Regions from separate parts of the Homo sapiens genome. Here region 2 is linked to region 1. The links are chromatin contacts, found by Hi-C or POLR2A ChIA-PET in ENCODE. All regions are on one chromosome and are shown on one strand. Each heading gives the region's core, a stretch centred on a gene start or an enhancer-like site at or near the end of the contact. The rest is flanking DNA. Distances are from core to core; before and after follow the strand shown.

Region 1 (6,750 bases), core at 2,421-4,920:
AGCATATTTAAAACAATTCTGCAGCTCAAGCAAAACTTGTTACACCTCTCACAAGCTTCAGATCATTAGTACCATCTGTTTCTCCTCCACCCTAAGCGAGAGTAAGAAAATGGGTTCACTCTAATTTTAACAAAACGGCTCTTCTCTGTAAACCCCAGGTATATCTTGTGCCAGTACACAATGGACATGGTGGGAGTGGAGACGGGTTTCAGACCACTGAAGGCATGCTCAGGCTTTTCTAGGAACTTGGATTTGCTAATCAGGGCCATAGTGTGGTCAGCCCTGGCATGTGACGTCATGCCTCCTGCATGAGACTGCAGGCGAATCCAGCATCGATAGCCCCCCAGGACCACAAAGCCTGGGGCCAGCCAGGACCCCCTCAGAAGGTCACACCTCAGCCCTTCTGGAACAGCCAGCTCTGAGTTTGTTTTTATCATGCACTCCTGCCAGTAGCAAATATCTGAATGTGTATTTATGTTTAGTAATATAAATATACTGGATGTACTCTAATGTACTATGCACATTATAAAGCACACCCAATCAGTATTTTTAATGGGTAAGAGAAAAGATAAACACACGTGGGAGTGCTAATGATTTCTTCTCACACCTCAAGAGACTGTCAGGAGCACACCTCCCCACCCCTTGAGAATTCAGACACCCTCGTGTGGAGGCCCCTGCTCCAGAACATGGCACTTTAAGAAAGACAACAGTGTTGACAGAAGCAAGCTCCTGACGGTGTCTTTCGCAGTGAGAGGACTAAAGTGATCATGAAATAAACACAGCCACAGGTGGGAGCAGCAAAAGGCAGCACCTATCACTCATTTGGTGTGATTTCCATTTAGTTCCCCTCATATTGTTGGAACCAATTCCCTGGTAAGCCTGCATAACCAGTACCCACTACCACAAGGACCACCCTCAAGGGTAATGGCACTGAGAAGGGCCAGACATCCCCCATAACCTTAGGCTGCCTGGTTCTTCTTCTCCAAGCACAGCCTCCATTTCCATAAACCCCAAGATTATGGAACAGGTGACGCTGGGTCTCCACATGAAGTCAATAGCAGGCATCCTGCAAAGCAAGTCCTGGGAGATTTGTAGGAAAAAGGAAGATGTACAGGCTTCCCCTCGAGAAGCTGGCCCTCTAGGAATGAGGTCAGAGGTCCCACCAGCTCAACACCACTCCCGGTGAATTGTGCAGCACTGGCATCATGGCCTGGCTGGCAGGGGTGGAGAAACGCAAGGCGAGGCTACTGTTCCCTAACCCAGTGGTTTTCAAACCATGTCCCACGGAGCCTTGGGCATCCTGAGAGTGGCTTCCCAAGCTGTCTGTCAGGGAGGATGGGCAAGAGGGATGCCAGGTTGACAGAGTCCTAATCACCAACTTCACCCAGAAGCCTTCTGAAAGCAGGTGAGTGGGTTGATTGCTCAGAATACAGAAAACCAGGATGGTGGTGCCCCTTTCTAAACCCTGCTTGGCCATCGAGAGCGTGGGATCCAAAGTTCAATTGCAAGGGTTGGGACTCAGCTCTGCCTCCCATGAGCTGCGAGGCCTCAGCAATTACTGACTTCTTTGTGCCTTTCCTGCTGTTCTGGTTGTTTTTGTTGATGATGACTCTGGGTGCGTGTTCACACGAGGAATGTGGAGCTTACACAGTGCTTCCCAGCTGGCTCTTTCTATGTCTGCTCCTCCAATGACCTGGCATCCACTTTTCCTCAGATGTCTCCAAAGAGCAGCGGCTGCAGGCCGTGCAGGCTGCCATCCTGCTACTGGCCGATGAGAACAGGGAGGTCCTGCAGACGCTCTTGTGTTTCCTGAACGACGTCGTCAACTTGGTGGAAGAGAATCAGATGACGCCCATGAACCTGGCAGTGTGTCTGGCCCCCTCCCTCTTTCATCTTAATTTATTGAAGAAAGAAAGCTCTCCACGGTGGGTTTTTTTTCTCAGTAACAACAGTAATCCCAAAGCAGGCATTCCCACAGTTCATAAGACTGGATGGATGGATGGATGGATAGATAGATACGAATGGATATATTGGTAGACAGATTATAGATAGATAGGTAGGTAGATAGATCAACGATAGGTAGATGATAGATTGATAGATAGTTGATACATAGATGATAGATGACAGCTAAATAGATAGATGATAAATAGATGGTAGATGATAAAGAGAGATAAATAGATGATTGATAGGTAGATAATAGAGATAGATAATAGATTATAGATAGATAAAATGTGTCTCATGCTACATTTCAACTTCAGGATTTGTCAACACTCTTTTCATAATCAGAAAATCTTGTGAGACACCCTAATTCACGGGGCTCAGATTCATAGAATTATTGAGCTAGCATTGAAGAATGCCAGCTGTGATCCAGAAAGCTTGAGTTTTATGTTGTCTGTGTGAGTGAGGAGGAAAACATACACAAAGTAGTATTTTACAATTTTTAAAAGGCTATATTTAAGACCAAAGCACAGGAGCTTGCAGTTAAGGGGTTTCAAACTTTGGAAAAACAGATTAATTTTGTCCCCTGCTGTTCTTCCTGCCCTTTAGTTTTCCAAGATTTTTCCTTGTGAACTGTCAGACTGTTAGCCTGATTCAGATATCTAAGATATGTGATCATTGTTTTTATTTGGAAACGCAAAAGCCTGGGATCTGGATAGCATCTGGGTATAAACAGAAAACAAAAGGGATGAGTTTGGTATTGTGACAAGCTCGTTGGTGTGGGATCTGCTTAGCACACTCACGTTCAATTACAGAGTCATACAGAAGAAATATGCCACTGGGAAGCCAGATCAAAAGGACCTCAACGAGAATCTGGCAGCAGCTCAGGGGCTAGCGCACATGATCATGGAATGCGACAGACTTTTTGAGGTGAGCAAAAGGCTCGAACCTCCGCCTCCCTAGTAGCTCTTGGAACTAGATAAGACGCTTGGGATTGTTGCTACATTTATGGTTTCTATCTGTTTGTTCCTGATTTTATGACAATAGTATATGTTATAGCTCTGGTGTTTGCTTCCAAGAAAGCTGAGGAGCTAGCTATACAATTGAGGCTTTGATAAAGACACTTGGGATTACCATACTGATGGTTTTTATGCAAACAGTGCATCACCTGCCATTATCAGGTTCAAGGCCAGTCAGCCAATTATGTTCTATTTGATTTTACCTTGGAGCTTGATTAGGTTAAACATCTGTGTGAGTGTGTGTATGATACTGAGGAATCTTTGTTGCTAAGAACCAATGACAGCTTATGAATACAGCCACAGATATGTAAAAGAAGTAAGTGAACCAGACTTGTGGCATACTTTTGTGATAGAATTGGCATTTGTCAATGGGAAAAGTGTGCTAAAAAAGTAAAGCTATTCCCAAGTCATGTTTGATGTTTCCCTTCACAAGTCTGTCTGTTTTAAGTCTTATTCATAGTGGGTAAAGTTGTCTGAGCCCATATTTTGCCAAACTGAATAAAAAGACAGTAAAGGTAAAATAAAAGGGAAGTGAAAATAATAAAGGGGAAGTCATTGCAATGTTTTGAATAATAAATACAGCCTCAGAAACATGTTTGTATTTCCTGACTTTAGGAAGGCCCCTCCCGGCCTTGGCAATGATCTTAGAAAAACATCTCTGGCCGTGTGGCCCTCGGCCCGTGGCTCAGAGCCGGGTTGTGGGTGAAATGGCTTTGCTTTCTTTGAGTCTCGGCGTTTCTTTGGCTCAGTGTGTTGCCCTTTCATGCATCCGTTGGTCTAGGTTCCACACGAGTTGGTGGCCCAGTCTCGTAACTCGTATGTGGAGGCTGAGATCCACGTGCCAACCCTGGAAGAATTGGGGACACAGCTGGAGGAGAGTGGGGCAACTTTCCACACTTACCTGAACCATCTCATCCAGGGCCTCCAGAAAGAAGCCAAGGAGAAGTTCAAAGGATGGGTCACGTGCTCCAGCACGGACAATACAGATCTTGCTTTCAAAAAGGTAATCTCAGAGGATGGAAAAAGATCACCCCCAGAAAGCCACAGCTAACAATCAGACATTTGTTTTTGCATTGAAAACAGCTGCTGTGTCCACAGGGCTTGGCACACACGCGGACAGTTAAGGCACATGAACCATTCAAAGAACTCAGTCCAGAGATCTGTTGCCTATAATCAGAGAGTAAACTATGGAGCCGGACAGCTGGATCCCGGTCCTGTCTCTCCCCCGTAGCTGTGTGATGTTGGGCAAGTCACACACCTCTCTGTGCCTCAGTTTTCCCATTTGCAAAATGGACATTGTAAGAGTACCACTGTCGGAGGAAGGCTAATTTACAAACCAAATGGCTTAGAATAGTTCCTGGCACACAGTAACCACTAGGTGTGTTGGTGATTATTATTTTTATCATCATTATTATTCTTTTAAGCTTAAGGACTAAAATGTTACAGCTGAGGTATGTAGTATCACTCTCAATTTACATAATCAGTGATGGTTTTTGAACACCCAGCAAGGTATGATAGCAAAACTAAAAGCCCAAACAAAAAATGTTGGACCCATATCCCAGACAACCTCTTCAGCTTCTGACGTTGTCTTTCCCAAGGTGGGCGACGGGAACCCGCTGAAGCTGTGGAAGGCTTCTGTGGAGGTGGAAGCACCCCCCTCAGTGGTCCTGAACCGCGTGCTGAGAGAGCGCCACCTGTGGGACGAGGACTTTGTGCAGTGGAAGGTTGTGGAAACTCTAGACAGGCAAACAGAGATCTACCAGTATGTGCTGAACAGCATGGCTCCCCATCCTTCCAGAGACTTTGTGGTTCTCAGGTGAGCCTGACTCTAGGGTTTATGATGTTCTGTTCCAAAGGCAGGACGCGAACTGTAGATGTGAGCACTTCTCCTGGTGTCTCCCACCAAAGTCCAGCCTCCACGGGGAACACTAAGCCGGCTCTTGTTTCCCTCAGTGACATCTGAGTTTTCTGTGTCGATGCCCGACTTCCTGTGTCTTTTCACCCAGCCTACAGCTCTGCCTGGGCTCTCTGATTGCCCCTCTCCTTGTGGAGCACACAGTTTATTAGGCCATAAATATTATTCATTTCCTCAGAGCAGACGGCCCAGAAAAGCTGCTGTTTGTCCGGTTGCACTTTCTGCCAAATTATGCAAATGGATCTGACTGGCTTTTCTTCTGATTTTGTTTTTCTCCCCTGGGAAAGTGTGTGTAACTCTCAAGACTGGAGTAGGTTTGACTTCAGAACTCATCTGTATAACTTCAGATGCTCATAGCTATTACTATGCTCAGAAACCTTGGCACTGCCCTGGAGGTCCAGAAAATCTTGTTGATTCTGTGTCTGCCAAGGAAATATTTCTTCTGATTGATGTAAGGGTTGAGTTCCAGACCCCTGTTCTTGGGGTTTGGAAGGGGATGCTCAACCAATGATAGAAAGTTTGCACAGTAGAGATGCAGTGTTGCATCAGCCAGAACAGAAATTGAGGGTGCTAAAGAACCTGAATAGAAGGTAATTAGATCAATATATCCTTTTTTATTGAAAATCTTGGCAAGCCTTGTCTCATGTCACAGATCAGCAGTGTAAAAGGAACCTATTGTGAAACTCCCAAATGTATATTTAAAACGCTTTCTTTATGAAACCAGTTTTGATGGCAAACTAAAGGTTACTTTTCACATGAGCTCTTTATGACTTGGGAATTGGCCCATGGAACCTTGACTTTTAAAGGTCAATTTTCCCTAAATATATGTATTTATCTCTGCTTCCTTGGGATCCTGCTGGAGAATGCAGGCAGTTTATAAGGGTGGCATATTACCAAAGTTATTAGGACATTAGTCATCTGGTGGAATTAAACTTCATGCTTTCACTCCACAAGTGGAAAGTTGAATAGCTGTTGCAGGATGGCTGCCATAGGAATGGGGCCATGCCATAGCGTGCCTCCTCCCTCCCTCCAGAGGAGGCTGAGGGCCTGAGTCTGTGTGTAGAACCTCCCTCCTTCCATCCATCCGGCAACCCCACCAGCCTGCTATTTATCAGTGCTTCGTTCCATCACGACCACGTGCCAGGCACTGCAATAGGCTCTGGGTATGCCAAGGGAATGCAGCAAACCCCTCTCCTGCTCTCTTGGGGTTTGTATTTCACTGGGGAAAGTCCATAAAAAATAAGAAAGGGAGATGGGCTTACTTATCCTGGGAGGAATAAGATAGGGAGATAGTAAGGGATGGAATTTTAAATAGAATGGTCAGGGCGGGGTCTTGCTGCACTGATTTTGATCCAAGACTTGAAGAAGTGGAGTGGACCATGTGGCCCTGAAGGAGAAGAGGTGCAGCCCTCCACGGGCTAACAATGAACCAGATCTGGTTCCCAACAACAGGAATTCCTTATGTGTAGGATACAAGGAGGTGGAAAGTGATGAGTGTGGTGAGGAGGCACGGGGCTGAGATGCCTCCTGTCTTCAGAGCATCTTACAGTCTAGGCTAGCATGTATGAGGCTGGTCACCTTTCAGGATTGCTGCATTTGTCTCTCATGTCACACCCATTGCTAGCTCCTCGGGAGCTTCCGCTGAGAGTTGCTGGAGATTCTCCCATTTATCCCAACAAATCTCTACAACTTTCAGTCGTCACGATTTATCACATCTTCGTTCATGAAAAGAGTAGTCACAGCATGGAAGTCGCTGAGCATTTGTGTGGGGCTTGGTTATTCCCAAGTTCTTGTCAAGCACATATCACCATTTCTCTTCCTGGTGTAGGAGGACAGGGTGAAATCATGGAGGACATGACTTAGTAAGGGAATAGAATT
Region 2 (6,750 bases), core at 2,762-5,261, 58 kb before region 1:
CTCCTGGCAGGATTATGGTGGTAGCGTATGGTTCTATGTAATATTAATGATTGCATCATTGGTATCCATATATAGATGGGATGGATACCCTGGCATTGATTTTAACAAAACTGGCTTAATGTATGGCCAAAGAAATACACCTTCAATAAATACGGACTTCACTAGAGAAATTCTGTCTGAAGACAAAGGAGTCATTCTCCTGAAGTAGTAAAGTTACTAATGAAGCTACCTTAGCCATATAAATTATCCTAAGCCAGCAACCACAAGCCCGTTGAAATGTTAACACCTTTGATATACTTTAATAGTGATAATTTCATCCACTGCAGGCATCTTGTGGTGGCTGAGTCATCCTGCTATGCTGGTACCCGTAGTCTTTTAGAAACAGGGTGCCCACCAAATAGGCCAGTTTAAAGGAAAAGACAAAACACTCTACTCAAGCCTACTTTTTCTTAAATCCCATGACGATCACACTCTTTCTTTTCCTTACTTCTCTTAAGTACTTTTAACGAACATTTAAAAAAGAAGACCTATTTAAATTGGAGCCAGTTTGTCCATAGAAATTCAAGGAGATTTGTAGGAACAACATAAATACATGTGCTCGTATGTAATGATTTCATAAACTTTCCACAATAGAACAGATTCTTTCTAGCCAGCTACATGTCTGATAATAATAAATTTTAATTTGGGCCTCATTTGAATTTTTGGTCATTTAGAAAGGATACCCAATACCTTTCAGTGAGCTATTGAAAAAGTATTTGCTATGCTGAGAAAAACGTAAAACAAAATGTACATACTTAAAATGCTTAGCCAAGAGAACACACTGTTCCCAAGCATGCTAGAAGCACGCTAGACACACCAGCTTAAAAATACAATGAGGTTGTAATGTGAGATGAGGCCTGCAAACCTGGGCAGCAAATTTGCTGTGCTCACTATGTTTCCTGACTTGCCTGAGGTCCTACAGAGCCTTGTCCACAGACTGTCTGTAGCTAAGAGACTACATTAAAGAAACAGCTTGTAAATCTCTTTTAACTCCCATAGACTTCCAGCCTTCTCCACCGTCAGTCTACACTGGTGAGGTCCTATTGAACTCTTTTCTCTTGGCTACCTTGATGTTATAATCTTCCTACAGGGAAATGCAATTGGCAGTATTCAAAAATCAAATATTTAAAAAATAAGCATCATTCTCGAAACAAAGTAAATTTCCCATTTTTTTTACAAATAAGATCATTATATAAGAAAATATTCGCAATGTATTCTTAAGTGAAAAAAGCAGTCAACCAAAGATATTAGCATAGTACTGTTTTGACAGATAACATATATAAAGTTAGGTGTTCATAATGGGGCAAGAGTTGACTTTTTTCATTCATTGTGACTTTCTCTATTAGGAAGTTTTCAACACTGGGCATGTATAATTAAGAAACATGATAATATGTTCATGTGAAAACCCACATCGGCCATGGTTTGTTTCCACGGTGCCTTTGTTCTCATGCCCATGGTAGTGGGTGCCTCCCCAGGTGCTAGCAAGAGCTTCCCTCTGCTGGGTCTGTCTGAGGATAGTGGTCACATCATGCTCAAAGCATGTGTAAGGCAACTGAGGCAAAGCCAGTGACTTTGCCTTAAGTGGAATCGCAGATATATGGCTGAATAGCACGGGTAGCACCACACCAACCACTGAACTTACTGAGTAAAACAGTGAAAATGTTTGCTAGACCAGGCTACCAGTGGAAACACTGGATATCTCCCTTTTCAACCAGTTGATTTCAGCCCCCAAATGACTATTGGTCTCCTTAGACTAACAGGGATGGGGTGCTCTTAAGAATCAGGTCACCTTATGTGGGTGGTGGTGATAGGGCTAGGGAGTGTGCTTGGAGGCAAGAGGCGTCAGCCCTACATAAACCATGTAGAAGAGGCTCCTTGCAGAAAGAGGTTCCGTTATCAGAATACGTAGGGAAGGATGTTGGACAGACAAAAATAGATACCTGCCAGAGAGCAAAATGAAATAATTATTACATAGAATAGTTACAAAAATTACATAGAAATCTTTTCATAATACCAAGCTGAATGGATTGGATTTTCACCAGCAAAGCAGCACAGTAACCTCCGTAGAGATTGGTGGGCCCTTCTGTCCAGGTCCACTCTCTGGTTTCACTCCACACTCAGGTTTTCCATGAGACAGCTACAGTGAGCTGAGGCTTTGCCTTGCAGCCCTGGAGCTGCTACAGGGGTGGGTAAGGGTAGCAAATGGAGAACAAATAAAACTGTCAAAATGTGATTTTAATAGCTCTTAATGCTTTTACATAATATTATGCTGGCTAGCAAGAGAACAATAAAAAAGAGTTTTTCACACTTTTCTCCTCAAATGTCATTTAAATCTCATTAGGTAGATCTTTGTGAAATGATGGCACTGGCAATAATGATTCCTTTTTAGTTCTCCAGTCATTTTGGCCAGTGGAAGGGCCTGGGGAAAAGCATTAGTATTTGGCTGATTGGTATTAGTAGGGGCCATGAAGAATTAATAAAAATTGTAAGACTTTTTTACCCTTCCCCCCTCAATTGGATGGGCAAACTCAGATTTGATAGGGGTTAATTATGCCAGATTATTTTGCTTGTTTTGTCACTAGCTGGTAAATGAGAGTTGGCTTTGTCCTTAAATTGAGGTATCAAGATGTTGGGACTGCAGCTAGGGTGGGGGAATATGAAATGAGGGTGTGTGTTTGAGAGACATTTGGGCAAATAGAATGGCAAGTTGGGTATAGGAAATGATGCTACACGAGGAGTCACCTGCCATGGCTAGGACAGGGCTGCTTCTAATTTATGATATTTACTCATTGCAGTTTTGTTGTCATTTAAGCCTGAGGTCTAAAAGTTTAAGTGCCTGCCCATTAAAGCAAACAAAAAAAATCATCTTATTTGAATGATTGATTTATCTGGGTTCTGGTTAAAATTTGGTTATTCATGTATGTATCTGAATAGGATTTCAGTTCGTTATCCATGTTGCTGTCATAAAAAATGAAATGCAGCTATTATCTGAGGAGCCTTTTAAATAAAATTTCCCTGGCTAGCTTCAGCCCCATTGCACTGTCCAACCAGAATTTTAAGTTCCAAAAGGAGTGTTGTTTTCAAAATTTTTAAATTTTTCATTTTTGTGGGGACATAGTAAGCGTATGTATATATTTATGGGGTACATGAGATATTTTGATACAGGTGTGCAATATGAACTCATTACATCATGGAGAATAGGGTATTCATCCCCTCGGGCATTTATTCTTTGTGTTACAAACAATCCAATTATACTCTTTTAGTTATTTAAAAATGTACAAATAAGTTGTTATTGACTGTAGTTACCCTGTTGTGCTATCAAATAGTAGGTCTTATTCATTCTTTCTAATTTTTTTTTGTACCCATTAATGATCCCCACCTCTCCTCCAGCCCCCACTACCCTCCTCAGCCTCTGGTAACCATCCTTCTAATCTCTATGTCCATGAGTTCAATTATTTTGATTTTTAGATCCCACAAATTAGTGAAAACACGTGATGTTCCAAAGGGAGTTTTCTAGAAGGATTCCTGGCTGCCCACTTCTTCTCCACCATGTTATCCTTTTCATCTTCAGGATCTGAGCTCACCACATTCCCTGGGCTGGAGGGGTGCGAACTCTTTCATAGGTCACTTCCCACTCTCTGTCTTTGAGCTTTCTAGGCTGCAGAGCCCCTGTCTTGTGGGTCTTCCCCATTTGTTCTTCATGGCCTGGCTCTCTGGGACTGTCTTGCTGAACACTACATTTTCATTGTAGTAAAGGTAATAATAAAACAGAAAAAGGCATAGGATTCATGTAATGCCAAGAGAAAATATAATATTCTGTGCTTCTCTCCAAGACTTGCTGACTCATAATTAGGTTTAGAGCATGTCTAGAAATTAGGTGTTTTCTCGTTACTATCCGCTGTATTATATGGGAGCGGGAAGCAAATCTGAGCTTGAAAATCTATTAGGCAGCACTTTATCCATGACTCAGGAGCAACTCACCACATTTTCCACACGTTACAGATGGAATGTATGTTTTCCTATTTCCTCTGAAATACTTGTGTGGTTATCAAAGTAGGAACCTTCAAATACAGACTCTCAACTGGGTACTAAATAGAACTTTTGAGCAATGCAATAATTGCCTTTTGTACCTTCCCAGAGGAAAGCCCAAGTTAGCCCAGGCAGCACAATTCAGCTAAGCTGTGTTTTGAACAGCAGTTGTGGAACTCAGAGACTCCTTTTCTGATAGAAATGCTTTCAATAGCTTTTCTTTCCAGCTTGGTTCCCTGGATGTTTCTGAACCATGTGTCCATGGCAGGAATGGGTACATGGTAGGAACATGCTGGTCACACTTAAGTGGAAAACCCTCACACAAGAGACAAATCTCAAGCTTTTGAAATCATCAGTCCCTGGAGTAACAGTAGATTAGGGGATGACAGAAGAGGCAGGCGTTCCGGGGCAGGAGCCACCACAGGCTCTGTTTCCTTGGATTTAATGACAAAGTTCAATCTAGATTTAACCAGATCTGTGGAACTAGGCGGTAGGGTTTTGCTCTTCCTGGTGATGCCTGAGTAAGATCTGGCCTTTGGTCTATTTTCCTAACATATACCAAATAGCTCTGGCACATCAAACATCTTACTGCACAGACACTGAGCTTTCAATGTTGAGGTACAATCGCAGGCCCAGGGTGATGTTAGTGTAGATCATTTCTGTGCAGTGATCCCAAGAACGCCCTGTACACTCCAGCTTTGGCTATGGGGAAAAATTAGCATCATAGTAAATGGAAATACAATGACCTGACAGGGACCCATCCTAACAGCGGAGGAAAGGGCCTTGGTAAAGACTTGTGATAATAGGCTGTTTAATTTTGTTTGGAGAGACTGGACTTTCAACAGATGAACTTCTTTCCCCTTGGATTCATATTTGTCTAACAGAGTTGTGGTTGGGAAATGATCCAGGATTCACAAGGTCAAAAAGTGACCTGGTTCACATACTGTAGACTCCTCCTATCTCACTCCACAGCTTCCCCAGGCAGGTGGTCCGGTGGGCTGTTGGTGCATCCACACCAAAAATGGTCACCCAAGGGACATATCAACCTCTTGGGCTTGGCCCTCAGAGGTTCTGGCAGGCTCATCAAACTCAAGTCTCAATTCCAAATAATCAACTTTCCTCTTCTATGCCGCACTCTACAGCTTGAAATCATTCCAATGTGCTTGATTAATGAACATTTTGTTATAATGCATGGGGAATTAAGGCTATTAGTGAAATTTTTAAAACAATAATACACTGGATTTTAGCTTTTTTTCATGAGAAAATACATTTTCATAGGCAATCTAGTTGTAGTCTTTCTTAAAGTTATCCCAAGAGTGAAAGAATGAAGGAATGTTGAATAAACATTTTTAGCCTAATCTTTGGAACTTAAAAAAAAAATTCCATTAAAAAAAAAAAGAATTGTAAAGAAGAATGCCCTCTTTTCCCCTAGTGCCCTGGTTCCCTGGTGTATAAATAAGACATTTTTCCCTGCCTGAAATTCAGCCTTTGTCTTCTATGATCTGTGGTTTTGTTATTATCCACATACTTATGGATCTACATTGAAGATTATCTTAGCAGACACATAACAAGGACCTTTGTATTACCCGCTCGTTTTCCACCCACTCCCGGGTAAGCCTACTTATGCAGACTTACCTGGAACAATTTTGCTTTGTAATAACTTGCACAAAGCTCACCAGTGTCTCCATGATTAAGAAGGCAGAGTACTAGGGTGCGGCTGTGGGACTCACAATTTTATCTCTCTTGTGTTTTTCAGAAATTGAGGCAAAAGAAGCATGTGACTGGCTCCGTGCTGCCGGGTTCCCGCAATACGCTCAGTTATATGAGGGTACGTCAGCCCTTCGCTTCGCTCTTACACAGAGAATAAATCCAAAATGAACCACACGTATCCTGTGGTGTGTTTTGACTTCCAGATTTTTTTTTCTCGCCCATTTTGCTTCGCTTTCTTTTTCCCTCGGCCTTTTTGCTATGCCCAGGGGTTATCCTGATACCAATTTAGAAATGAATATCACTTCCCAGGCCCACTTTACTTTCTGCTTCCCACTACTAATTCCCATCTCTTTACCGCAAACCCCAACTCGACGTTTTCCTTCCAGCATTCTGCCATCAGCAGCTTTTCTGCACTTCCTTCTTTTTCTCCTTGTTTTTCCTTTACTACTCTCACTTTTCTTGAAATCACAATGAACTCACTGTTAAAAAACTTCCTAGAAGTCACAAAATTAATTATCCTGAAATTTCTGTTTAATTCTGTTTACTTTATATGAAAAATGTCAAGATATAACATGAATCAGATGTTATTCTTCCGAGTTTTAGGTAAGGTGTCTTATTGCTAGCATTACACTTCCTTTCATTGATTTTTTTTTGGTTTTTTTTTTGTTTTTTTTTGAGATAGAGTCTGGCTCTGCCACCCAGGCTGGAGTGCAGTGGTACAATCTCCACTCGCTGCAACCTCCGCCTCCTGGGTTCAAGCAATTTCCTGCCTCAGCCTCCCAAGTAGTTGAGATTACAGGCGGGCACCACCACACCTGGCCAATTTTTGTATTTTTAGTAGAGACAGGGTTTCACCACGTGGGTCAGGCTGGTCTCGAACTCCTGACCTCAAGTGACTTTCCCACCTCGGCCTCCCTAAGTGCTGAGATTACAGGCGTGAGCCACCACCCAGCCTTTTCATTGATTCTTTAA

Evidence for each region. A loop is a pair of places that touch in the nucleus more often than their neighbours do. ChIA-PET counts read pairs that join two places held with the same protein, here RNA polymerase II (POLR2A). Pooled maps may share reads with other maps.
Region 2: a loop to region 1 is called in a map of prostate gland, with 2.1 times the contacts of the local background. The contact joins two enhancer-like sites. A Hi-C loop is called at or near these places in 3 of 168 maps with a recorded cell type or tissue (endothelial cell of hepatic sinusoid, heart left ventricle and prostate gland), 12 of 37 single-sample maps with no recorded cell type and 6 of 50 pooled maps. POLR2A ChIA-PET finds 5 or more read pairs at or near these places in 2 of 52 experiments (GM12878 and PC-3).

What each region holds. Positions count from the first base shown.
Region 1 is chr13:33,107,896-33,114,645 of GRCh38, reverse strand. It overlaps STARD13 (StAR related lipid transfer domain containing 13), which reads left to right. Exons shown (of 14, transcript NM_178006.4): 9 at 1,715-1,925; 10 at 2,754-2,868; 11 at 3,739-3,960; 12 at 4,556-4,773. Among named protein-coding and RNA genes, the nearest start is that of KL, 95 kb to the right of the region's middle. RefSeq lists enhancers at 4,817-4,906, 5,007-5,066. Within about 2 kb of position 3,670, at least 19 of the 41 ENCODE cell types and tissues checked have a DNase peak (open chromatin) inside an H3K27ac peak, as active enhancers do.
Region 2 is chr13:33,166,697-33,173,446 of GRCh38, reverse strand. STARD13 (StAR related lipid transfer domain containing 13) reads left to right here. Exons shown (of 14, transcript NM_178006.4): 2 at 5,825-5,896. Among named protein-coding and RNA genes, the nearest start is that of STARD13-AS, 110 kb to the left of the region's middle. Within about 2 kb of position 4,011, at least 4 of the 41 ENCODE cell types and tissues checked have a DNase peak (open chromatin) inside an H3K27ac peak, as active enhancers do.